2 separate regions of the Homo sapiens genome follow, and region 1 is linked to region 2. The links are chromatin contacts, found by Hi-C or POLR2A ChIA-PET in ENCODE. All regions are on one chromosome and are shown on one strand. Each heading gives the region's core, a stretch centred on a gene start or an enhancer-like site at or near the end of the contact. The rest is flanking DNA. Distances are from core to core; before and after follow the strand shown.

Region 1 (5,145 bases), core at 1,006-3,505, 88 kb before region 2:
GCCTCTAAAACTGTGAGAAATAAATTTCTGCTGTTTAGCTACCCAGCCTAGGGCATTTTGTTATGGCAACCCAAGCAGACTAATGTCCCATGCCATTGCTATATTCTCGCATTGAGTTCTATGTCATCAGTCTTGGTGATACCTGTGAGATCTTATTACCACCACAGAGCTCTGTGTCCAAAATTCAAGTTCCGTTTGTTGGCTGCTAAAATCACGTCACTATCTTGGCTCTTTTTCTCATTCTACTTTCCTATGAGTGGGCATCTCTTCCGGGCATTTTTCTTTCCATGCCAGACAAGTATCTTTATTAATATTCAGTTTTATAGGTTAAAGCCTTCCCAATTAGATCATTAGTGCCCTGACAGCCACCTTGTCCCAACCTCCATGAGACATACCCTATCCTTTATCAGAGACTTAACAGGAGCACGACCCATTTTTGTAGTACCTTAAACCATGGACCAGAAAACCAAATTCTGTTTTTTGACACCATCTGTATGGCCTGCAGATTGCTTCCCATAGCCTCCCTTCCCTTCCGAACCTAGACCCTTTTGCTAAATGGAGAGGCTAAAATACCACTGTGTCATTTGCATTTTTAAAACCCTCCATGCCCTCAAGTCCTTAAGTTTCCTCCTCAGAATGTGAAAAGCTCTGGAGGATGATTCTTCAGAGAGAAACTTTGCATGGAAAATTTTATAGACAGGGAAACTGAAATGTGAATGTAGGGGAGAGTGCACAGCTTTCACGAGATTCTCAGGAATTTCTTCCCTACAAGGGATTGACAACCACTACTCTGGAGACATATTCCAGATTTTTTTTGTTTTAAGATGGAGTCTCACTGTTGCCAAGGCTGTAGTGCAGTGGTGTGATCTTGGCTGACAGCAACCTCTGCCTCCCAGGTTCAAGCAATTCTCCTGCCTCAGCCTCCCAAGTAGCTTGGATTACAGGCATCCACCACCATGCCCAGCTAATTTTTGTATTTTTAGTAGAGTCAGGGTTTCACCATGTTGGCCAGGCTGGTCTTGAACTCCTGACCTCAAGTGATCTGCCCGCCTTGGCCTCCCAAAGTGCTGGGATTACAGGCATGAACCAGTGCACCTGGCCATATTCCAGGTTTTTCTGGTGCTATCATCCATTATTTCATCACTTGATGGATAGAGTTGTGGTGAAGCAGCAAGTTCTGATGGGTGTAACAAGTGCAGTTTGGCTTGAAGACCCAGAAAGGTCATTCATCCCAATGGCTGTGCCAGGTCTTGAGGACGTTTCCTCCGTAGGCCCTGCCGGGAACCACTATACATCCCTGCCAGTGTCTTTCTCTTGAGACAGCAGCTGGTTTCGCAGAACCTTCTAGCAACTGTCAATTCCCTTTATTGTTGCATGGAGCAGTGATTTTCTTTCCTATTCTGAGAATCTTGAATCACCCACTGCTGCAGGAATCTCTGCCTTGTTATATCTCTTCAGTGGCCCTGAATTTTTTCCTCTCTCTTTCTTCCTCTATGTCCCTTTTTTCCCCTCTGCAACCTGAATCTCATCCCTTAGAGTCTGTTTCCTTGAACCTTTCTTTTTGCATTTTTTCTTGCCATCTAGAAACCCTGTGTCCCTCTTATAAGTTGAGGGTGTAGAGAGGCATTTCTCATGCTCTTTTACTTCTGTAAAGAAACAGCTTGCATTTGTAGTGTATAAACTGGATGTGCTCCTGCTTCCAGCTAGAAGACCAGCAGGACACATGGCTGCAGCTGCTGTGACTGTCCTCTGTTTCCATGCTTTCTGGAACTCACATGTTCAAATGGGTTTTTCTTGGAAATTCTTTTGTTCTGCCTATTTGCTAGCAAACTAATGACTCTGGAGGGCCTCCTGGAAATCCTACCTGCCTGTTTGCTTCAGGAATCTTTCTAGGCTCAGTACTCTGCTGAGGAGTGGGCAGTTCCGCTCTGCCATCAGCTAGTAGTTGGCCAAATACAGGGCGATCTTGACTAGGAGTATTACAAAGTCACGAACCCTCCTGCACCTGTTTCCTGCTGTATGTCTGTGCTGTTTTCAGATTCTCTAGCATGCCAGTCCAAAACCCTCTGGGAGCCACTTGTAAATTACTTAATAAAATTTTCATCTGGGATACTGGTGACTCTGTCACAACCTCAGAGAGTGCATGTGGCCTTCCATATTCTGTAAGGTATTCCCTCGGAGTCGCTGAGAGGATGGAAAAACTCCATGTCTTTAAATGGCTCCCGCTGCAGCTGTTTTTGCCAGGCTGTGGCTCATGAGCTGAATATGGAAGCTTTTTCTGGTGCCAGCTTTGATTTTGCACCACTTGTCAGGACTGCCCTGGCATGAGCAGCTGACTCACATTCCACCCTCCACCCGGGGATAAAGGTGGGGTGGCCTGGGCACACCACTCCAAAAAGCTTTTAGTCGTTACTGATAAATTGGGTTGTATGTATTTGGCTATGTTTGTTGAAAAGGAGCTTTGCTTTAAATCAATGTTTGCGTGTTTGTATTAAAAATTCTTTCTAGCGTCTGTGGCAGAAACCGTTGTGTTCATTTTACATCTTACTTGAGGTCCCAGGTTTATAAGATATCCTTTGCTCTTCTGCCACTGCCTGGACTGTAGTACAAAAGTCACTGTAGGAGATGGCTGTGAAGACACTTTTGATCTCAGATGTCAGCCAGACTCACAGTCAGGAGTTTACACTAGAGACCTGTGGAGGCAGCACATTTGACATTTGAGAGAACCAGAACAAGCTTTTTATATGTCTATAGATTCCCAGAAAATAGGTTCTGTAGTCTAACATTTCATTCATTCCCTCAAAAATATATTGAGGACCTATTGTGAGCTGGGTACTGTTTGAAGAAAAAAGAGACCTAGTGCCTGCCCACATGGAGCTTACATTCTAGTTGAAATGTAGGAAATTGCTGTTGAACTGTTTCCTTTGTATCCAGTAGAAACTAACATGGATAAACGAGCCCAGAGAAAGGAATAACAGTGGCTGGGGTAATAACCAATTTCGGGCTTTACAGGGACAGCACGCAAGATTCAAGAAGTATGTGGGGCACAGTGCACATGTCACTAACGTGAGGTGGCTGCACAATGACTCTGTGCTGCTCACGGTGGGCGGCGCCGACACAGCCCTGATGATCTGGACCAGGGAGTTTGTGGGGACCCAGGAGAGCAAGCTGGTGGACAGCGAGGAGTCAGACACCGACGTGGAAGAGGATGGAGGTGAGCCCCCCACCTGCCACATGCCTCCTGCGCCGAATGCACCTCCCAACACCTCCCTTCCTGGGCCACTGCAAACCAACTGGCTCCCCAATCTCTTTCTGTTGTTTGAGGCTATGACAGCGATGTTGCTAGAGAAAAGGCCATTGACTACACCACCAAGATTTATGCTGTGAGCATCAGGGAAATGGAAGGCACCAAGCCACACCAGCAGCTGAAGGAAGTTTCCGTGGAAGAAAGGTATGGTGTTGCCAGGTTTGCTTGCTTTTATTATACCTGATGACAAGAAACTTGTTTAAGCCAGAGTGCGTTTTCTTTGCCCTCAAAGTTGCTGTTTAAGTCAGTCTTTTATAAATCTTCACAGAGTCTTCACCTGTACACAGGCTTAAGCTGAGAAAAAATTGCACAACATCCCAGTACGTGGCAAAGGGCGGTTTATACTTTGTGGAAGTTGGTTATGGAATGTGACTTGAATAGACATGAAATTTAGTTGGACTACACTTCTCCATGCCCAGAAAAAAATGCTAGGGTAGCCCCAAAGCAGTCCTGACTGTGGCAGCTGACAGGAAAGCCTGCTGACCAGCAAGGTAGGAGGGAGGACAGGATTCTGAGGTCATGGAGGAATGGCTGCAGAGTTGTGAAAAACCATCTTCCATTCTAACCAGAATCTGTGCCTTATACTCCATTCACTTGGTGTATCTTCTCTTACTGTGTCTTCATTTGCCCAGATTTGTCCAGGTGGGTTTGGCATTTCCAGCCTATCCCATTTGGTTTTATTGCCTTGGATCCTCTATATAGAATGAGTGTTTTCTAGTATTATTTTGGGGCTTTTCAATGTGCTGTTATAAGTATTGACAAGAATTGTCAAACACTTTAGCATTTCTAAAAAGAAAAGCTCAGAATTACTATATTACTTAATTTATCATATTCATGCTAAGAGTGGATATTGAATAAAAACTCTTAATAACTAAAGAGAATTTCGTGGATCTCAAAGATGTTTTAATAATTCTGTTGGCTGTTCACATTGAGGTAGGCTCGATGTTGACAATACGCTGGTCCCACAATATGTAATTTATGAGATTCAAGTAGTTTGCATTTAGTATGGCTTTCTGCCTAACAACAATAAGTCTGACCTATCACTTCTTACTATTATGTGGGGTTTTAGATGCAAAGAAATGTAACCTCCTCCTCCTCCTCCTCCTCCTCCTCCTCCTCCTGCTTAAATTCAGTGCCAGATGTTAAAATAAACTTGGTAAATGGTGGGTGTGCTACTGGCAAGAAGATTGAATCTAATGCAAAAAAGCCCTAATTTTTCCCTAGCATCTTTGTTAGATATTACAAAGATCCAGAGCTTTCTTTTAAGAAAAAATTAGAGATTTTTCTGCAGTGGTCTTCAGAGTTCATTTTGCTTGCAACATGGTTTTAAAGTGGCCACAAACAGAAAATAATTTTTAAAAGTCCTAATTCTAAGAATTAAGGGGAAAAAAGAACCATATGCACAGAAGTGCATGAATAGGCCTCCCACTTAAATAATCCAATCTAAAAAAATGTTTCACCTGAAGTATTCATTCCTTTGGAAAAAAAAAAATTACCCAGCCTTTCTAGTTTCATTTCTAGTTTCACATACCATTATGAAATGAGTTGACATGGCCATTATCCCAAGGGTGTTTCTGGCTGATTTCTGTAACTCATTCGTACATCATGCTGAGATTCATGCTAGCCACCAAAATATAATCATTTAACCCAAGCTCCAAATTCCAAACACTACAGCTGATTTCAAACCCTAACCAAGGCTCACCTAATCCTCTTCTTGTCTCATTGCCTCTTTGGGCAAATCTGTCAACATTTCGTACTGCCAAACTTAATGAAAGGTAGGAGGACTGATGATAGAGAGGACCCTAAGAATTTTTCATTTTAAAATTCAGAATTTTCAT
Region 2 (5,121 bases), core at 1,374-3,873:
ATGACACAAATTTGTTAAAGATGTAAAGCCAGATGGGCTATGTTTATTATGAAAATCATATAATCTCTACTAAAAATAGAAGGCTTTAGGACATTGCCTGACAAAAAGTAGGCACTATGTAAGTGCTATTTACTTATCAGTATGCTAAAAATAACAATCAAACTAAGAAGCAACAAGACAAGTAAGGCACATCTAAGAAAGCTCATATATTAAGTCCTTCAACTCTAGGCAATAACCCAATCTTTCTAAACAGAATTGCCCCCTCTCATACACAAACTATTGTCGTTGCTGTATAGTTCTATTATTTTCCAGCTGAGAAAAATGTACATCTGCATAGTTTATAGGTCCTATTCCACAATGAACCCCAACTTAACAAGTCAAATAAAGAAAGGACATAAATCTGTTAAAAACTTATCTTCATTTATTTTGTTTTCCTTCAACTACCTAACTTTTAAAAAAATTAATTCTTTTGAGGACAATTTTCAAGTAGAGCACATGTCTCAACTTGCAGAATGGCATTTTGACTATTTGAGACAGGAACCTCTTTTCCCATAAAAGCAAAGGCTCACAAAGGAGAGGCCACAGAAAACTCCTTTATTTATACTGCAAGCCAATAAAAGTGTTGTATGAATTCTAAGCCCTATTTCATATTGTGTGTTTGTGGAGGGGAGAAGAGGGGAAAAGTATTCTCCTTTTCCTGAACTCAAAATCAGCTTTATACAGAACTTTTGAAATAAACTGTTCAAAGTTCATATTTGGCAATTTCCCACTCCTCAATGTCCATGTCCCCAGTATCCCCTTCTCCCAAGCATGACAAAAAAATCAAAGATGAAAACTTGCCCAAATACATATCCATAATGTCTTTCCTTTGCATCTTATGAAGGGATAAGCTCTAAAGGGTAATATGCTGTAAAATTACCTACACGGTTTCTTTTCTCACATCTCAGACCAAACCCTCGTTTCCTTCATGCACTTACCTGTTAAGTAGGAAATACGCATAAATCAATTCCTACTAAACAAGAAACTCTTTTATGACCTCAGAAACTGTGTGTATGTTTTTTGGTGGGTTTTTTTTTGGGGGGGGGGGAGGGTGTAGGGGGGGTGGTATCTAACTGGCAAGATTTCAGACAGTAGAAAGTTATATTTTAGATTTTAGAACAGGCAGCACTAGGCAAGGTGTTAAGTCCACCCCAGCCAGCTCTTATTCTAAGACATTCTTCCTTTTCCATTTCTTTCTTTCCTCTACTTCTGCACCCAGGAAAAACTCAGGTTTTTGTTTTGCTTCGTTTTTCTTTACAACATTTAGAGATGCAAGGGAAAGAGGGTGGGAAAGCAGCAATCATTTGGATTGAAAATGCTACTCTGAAAGTTAGAGACTGCTTATGTACACTGCTCTTGAGAGCTAAAATAATTTATACTTTCCAGCCACAGAAAATAGGCATGTTTTTTAAAAAATAAGAAACAATTATAGCTACACAGTAGTTTTAAGCTTATTTCAAAATTTAACTATTCTGAGCTACACAAAGGTATGAAATTAACATGTTTCAATACTGAAAGGAGTTAATTTTTAAAACCCTACCATATGCTGTAATATAATGCCCTCTATGGACTAAATTACAGCACTTCAACATTACTGAATTAAATCTTAAGAACTGGAAAAAGATTTTAGTCTAGAAAATGAATGACAGTACAAGTTAAAATAGCAAAACAACGAGCATTTTAAAGTCTATAAAAAATTTAACATAAGGTACCAAAAATGAATACTAAAATTCATAAACTGAAAGTGACACTATTTATGAAAACTAATATGCTAACTTCTTACATTATAATCTAAAACATACAAATATTCTTAAACACCCAAAGCATTTTTAAAAATTTTTTATATAAAAATATGAAACACTTCACAAATTCTATGCGTCATTCTTGTGCAGGGGCTATGCTAATCTTCTCTGTATAATTCCAATTTTAGTATGTGCTGCTGAAGCAAGCATTTTTTTTTTTTTGGAGACAGAGTCTCGCTCTGTCACCAGGCTGGAATGCAGTGGCACGATCTTGGCTCACTGCAACCTCCACCTCCCGGGTTCAAGTGATTCTCCTGCCTAGCCTCCCAAGTGGCTGGGACTACAGGTGCGTGCCACCAAGCCCAGCTAATTTTTGTATTTTTAGTAGAGACGAGGATTCACCATGTTGGCCAGGATGGTCTGGATCTCCTGACCTCGTGATCTGCCCGCCTTAGCCTCCCAAAGTGCTGGGATTACAGACGTGAGCCACTGCACCTGGCCTCAAGCACGCATTTTTAAATTCTGAATTCAAGAATTAATAGTCACTAGGCCCTAAACAGATCTTCTTAAACTTTAATGTCTTCATTTAAGTATCCAGGTTTGGGGGGAATCTTTAAGGTCATTTCATAATGTTTATAGTAGTATGATTAAAGCATTTGTTTGATTTGGTACAAGATGTCAATATTCAAAATTGTTTATAAAAATTTTAAACTCATCTGTTAGTGCAAAACGATATTCACAGCTCGCTAAATTTCTCTGTCCAACTGAATTTATTCCACATAGTCAATTATAGATCATTCCACAGACTTGATCTTCCATCTGCAACACTAGATGGCACCAACACCCGTAGTCTACAGTTGATTGCCCAGTTCATGGAAGGCAATCTGGCAAACATTAACTTTCTGGCTTTTCCACAAGATTGCTGCCTGGCCCTAGGCAGCTAGATCAGAGTATGGGAATAGGAAAACAACTCTAACACCAAAAAAATACGTGGGGCAAAATAATCCCTAATCGGAATCCAAAATCAATTTTAAATAGATCAGAACTAAGTGTAAAATTAAAACTATAAGTAAATAAAAAATATATTTTCCTTTGTGAAAACTGAAAATGTCCACTGAAATGTAAACTAAAAATCTTTTAGAAAACTGAGGGAAAACTATAACACAAGAGTTTACATCCTTTATATGTAAAGAACTCTCATAAAATCAGGGAAAAAAATGAACACCTACATTTAAAAATGGGCAAAGAGTATGAACAAGCAAAAATCACAGAAGAAATACAAACTGCCAACATGTTCACATTCACTAATAATCAAAGATCAAAAAAGCAAGTACTACTTGCACCTATCAAACTGGTAAAGGGCTTTTAAAAAATACCTAGTACAGAATGTCCAGAAGAATATTTAAGGAACGAGTCATAGTAGATAACTCTAGGAAACAGCACTAGGCAGCTGGACAACAGAGAGAGAGGAAGAAGTGTGACTGTCACTGTACTTTCTGCATTTTGTATAATGTAAAAATATTATCTATCAAAAAATAAGCAATATGAATTGTTGGTGAAAGTAGAGAAATGGGTGTTTTCTTCTTCTGATAAAAGGGTAAAAATTAGTACAACTTTTCTGGTGGCCAATTTTTATACAAACCCTTATAAATGCTCATACCCACTAACCTAGGTTTTTATTTCAAATTGATTTATGGAAAATAATTCAGGGATATGTAAGACATATTTAAATATAAAGAGGTTAATAGCATTATTTATCAATAACAAAGGAACAATCTAAGGGTCCAACAATAGCAAAGTGACTGGTTAAACTATACCCATACTAAGGAACACTAAGTACAAAAAATCAGCAGCAAAATATTTAAAGACATGGAAATGTTTGCATTATATAAGACATTACTAAAGTTTTTAAAAGCTTATAAACAATATATAGAGTATGATTCCAATTTCATAAAACACTATTACATTCTTAAAAATACACATATGCGGCCAGGTGCGCTGGTTCATGCCTTTAATCCCAGCACTTTGGGAGGCCAAGGTGGGCAGATCACTTAAGGTCAGGAGTTCTGGACCAGCTTAGCCAACATGGTGAAACCCTGTCTCTACTAAAAATACAAAAATTAGCCAGGCACGGTGGCCCACACCTGTAATCCCAGCTACTCGGGAGGCTGAGGCACGAGAATCGCTTGAACCCAGGAGGCAGAGGTTGCAGTGAGTGGAGATCCCGCCACTGCTACTCCAGCCTGAGTGACAGAGCGAGACTATGTCTCAAACAAAAACAAAAACAAAACACATGTGCATTGAAAGTAGACTAGAATAATATATTCTAAAATATTAAACATTGATTATGTCTGGGTAATATGATTATAATTTTTTTCATCTCAATGCTTTTCTACATTTTTCAAATTTGTACAATGAGCGTGTATTGTATGTCAGACTGCTTCATAAACTGTTGCTCTAACTTCACTGATAGTTATCAAGTCCTTAGAAAAAATCCTTATTACTAAAATATTGAAGCTCAAGTAGATTAAAACATTTGCCAAGGGTCATACAGCTAAATCAGTGAAAGGGTCAGAATTAGAACTCAGGTCTGTAAAATGCCTAAAATTAAGTTATTTAACCACATTATATTTAGCAGGTATCTCTTTTTTATGGTACATATTTATTTTCAATCTGTATTGGGCCCACAGTAAGCACTAAATAAATCCTCACTAATTTAACAATGTCACTTTTTAAAAAGTAAATATAATCGTTTCCTTTATTAACAAGAGTCAGGTTCTAATTTAGCTACATTGTACATCTACTGATAGCCTTCCAGTTAAGATTAACTACTTATCATAATAAAGTCCAACTTACATCAAAATTTTCCAAATATTATTTGCTCAATAAAAATATATTTTAAACAAAATATCAACTCTTAGTATCTACAGTACTTCAGTAAAAAAACTCAAAGGCTATATATACTTTTTCAGAAAAATATTTTAAGTCGTAAGAATATCAAAACAATTCTTATTCATGAACATATGTAAGTTCTTATTCATGAACATATATAAGTTTGCAAAGCTAATTTCGTACTATTTACCTAGACAAACAAGCCCTTTTAAAGTGAGTGATCATGGTAATACTACTTGGTGAATCCTGGGTATTACATAGTTTAATTATAATGAACAAATAATCAATGTATGGTCGGTTTACACTTCACTTACCAATAGTTCCAATTAGTTCAGCAAGACACAATCTATATTTCGATTACGAACTAAAAATATTCTCTGTGCATTAGTGACAAGCAACCAACAAACATATATTAAGTTATCATTAAGTCAAGATCTCAGCAGTTTGG

Evidence for each region. Hi-C counts contacts between places; a loop is a spot of excess contacts on that map. ChIA-PET counts read pairs that join two places held with the same protein, here RNA polymerase II (POLR2A).
Region 1: a loop to region 2 is called in a map of gastrocnemius medialis, with 2.7 times the contacts of the local background. The contact joins two enhancer-like sites. A Hi-C loop is called at or near these places in 1 of 168 maps with a recorded cell type or tissue (gastrocnemius medialis). POLR2A ChIA-PET finds 5 or more read pairs at or near these places in 6 of 52 experiments (BJ, GM12878, MCF 10A and 3 more).

Annotation. Positions count from the first base shown.
Region 1 is chr2:54,925,301-54,930,445 of GRCh38, forward strand. EML6 (EMAP like 6) reads left to right here. Exons shown (of 42, transcript NM_001039753.4): 27 at 3,013-3,214; 28 at 3,325-3,451. Among named protein-coding and RNA genes, the nearest start is that of RTN4, 120 kb to the right of the region's middle. Within about 2 kb of position 2,256, at least 2 of the 41 ENCODE cell types and tissues checked have a DNase peak (open chromatin) inside an H3K27ac peak, as active enhancers do.
Region 2 is chr2:55,012,533-55,017,653 of GRCh38, forward strand. The region is part of intron 3 of RTN4 (reticulon 4); the gene reads right to left. It also overlaps the pseudogene RNU6-433P. Among named protein-coding and RNA genes, the nearest start is that of RTN4, 35 kb to the right of the region's middle. Within about 2 kb of position 2,624, at least 5 of the 41 ENCODE cell types and tissues checked have a DNase peak (open chromatin) inside an H3K27ac peak, as active enhancers do.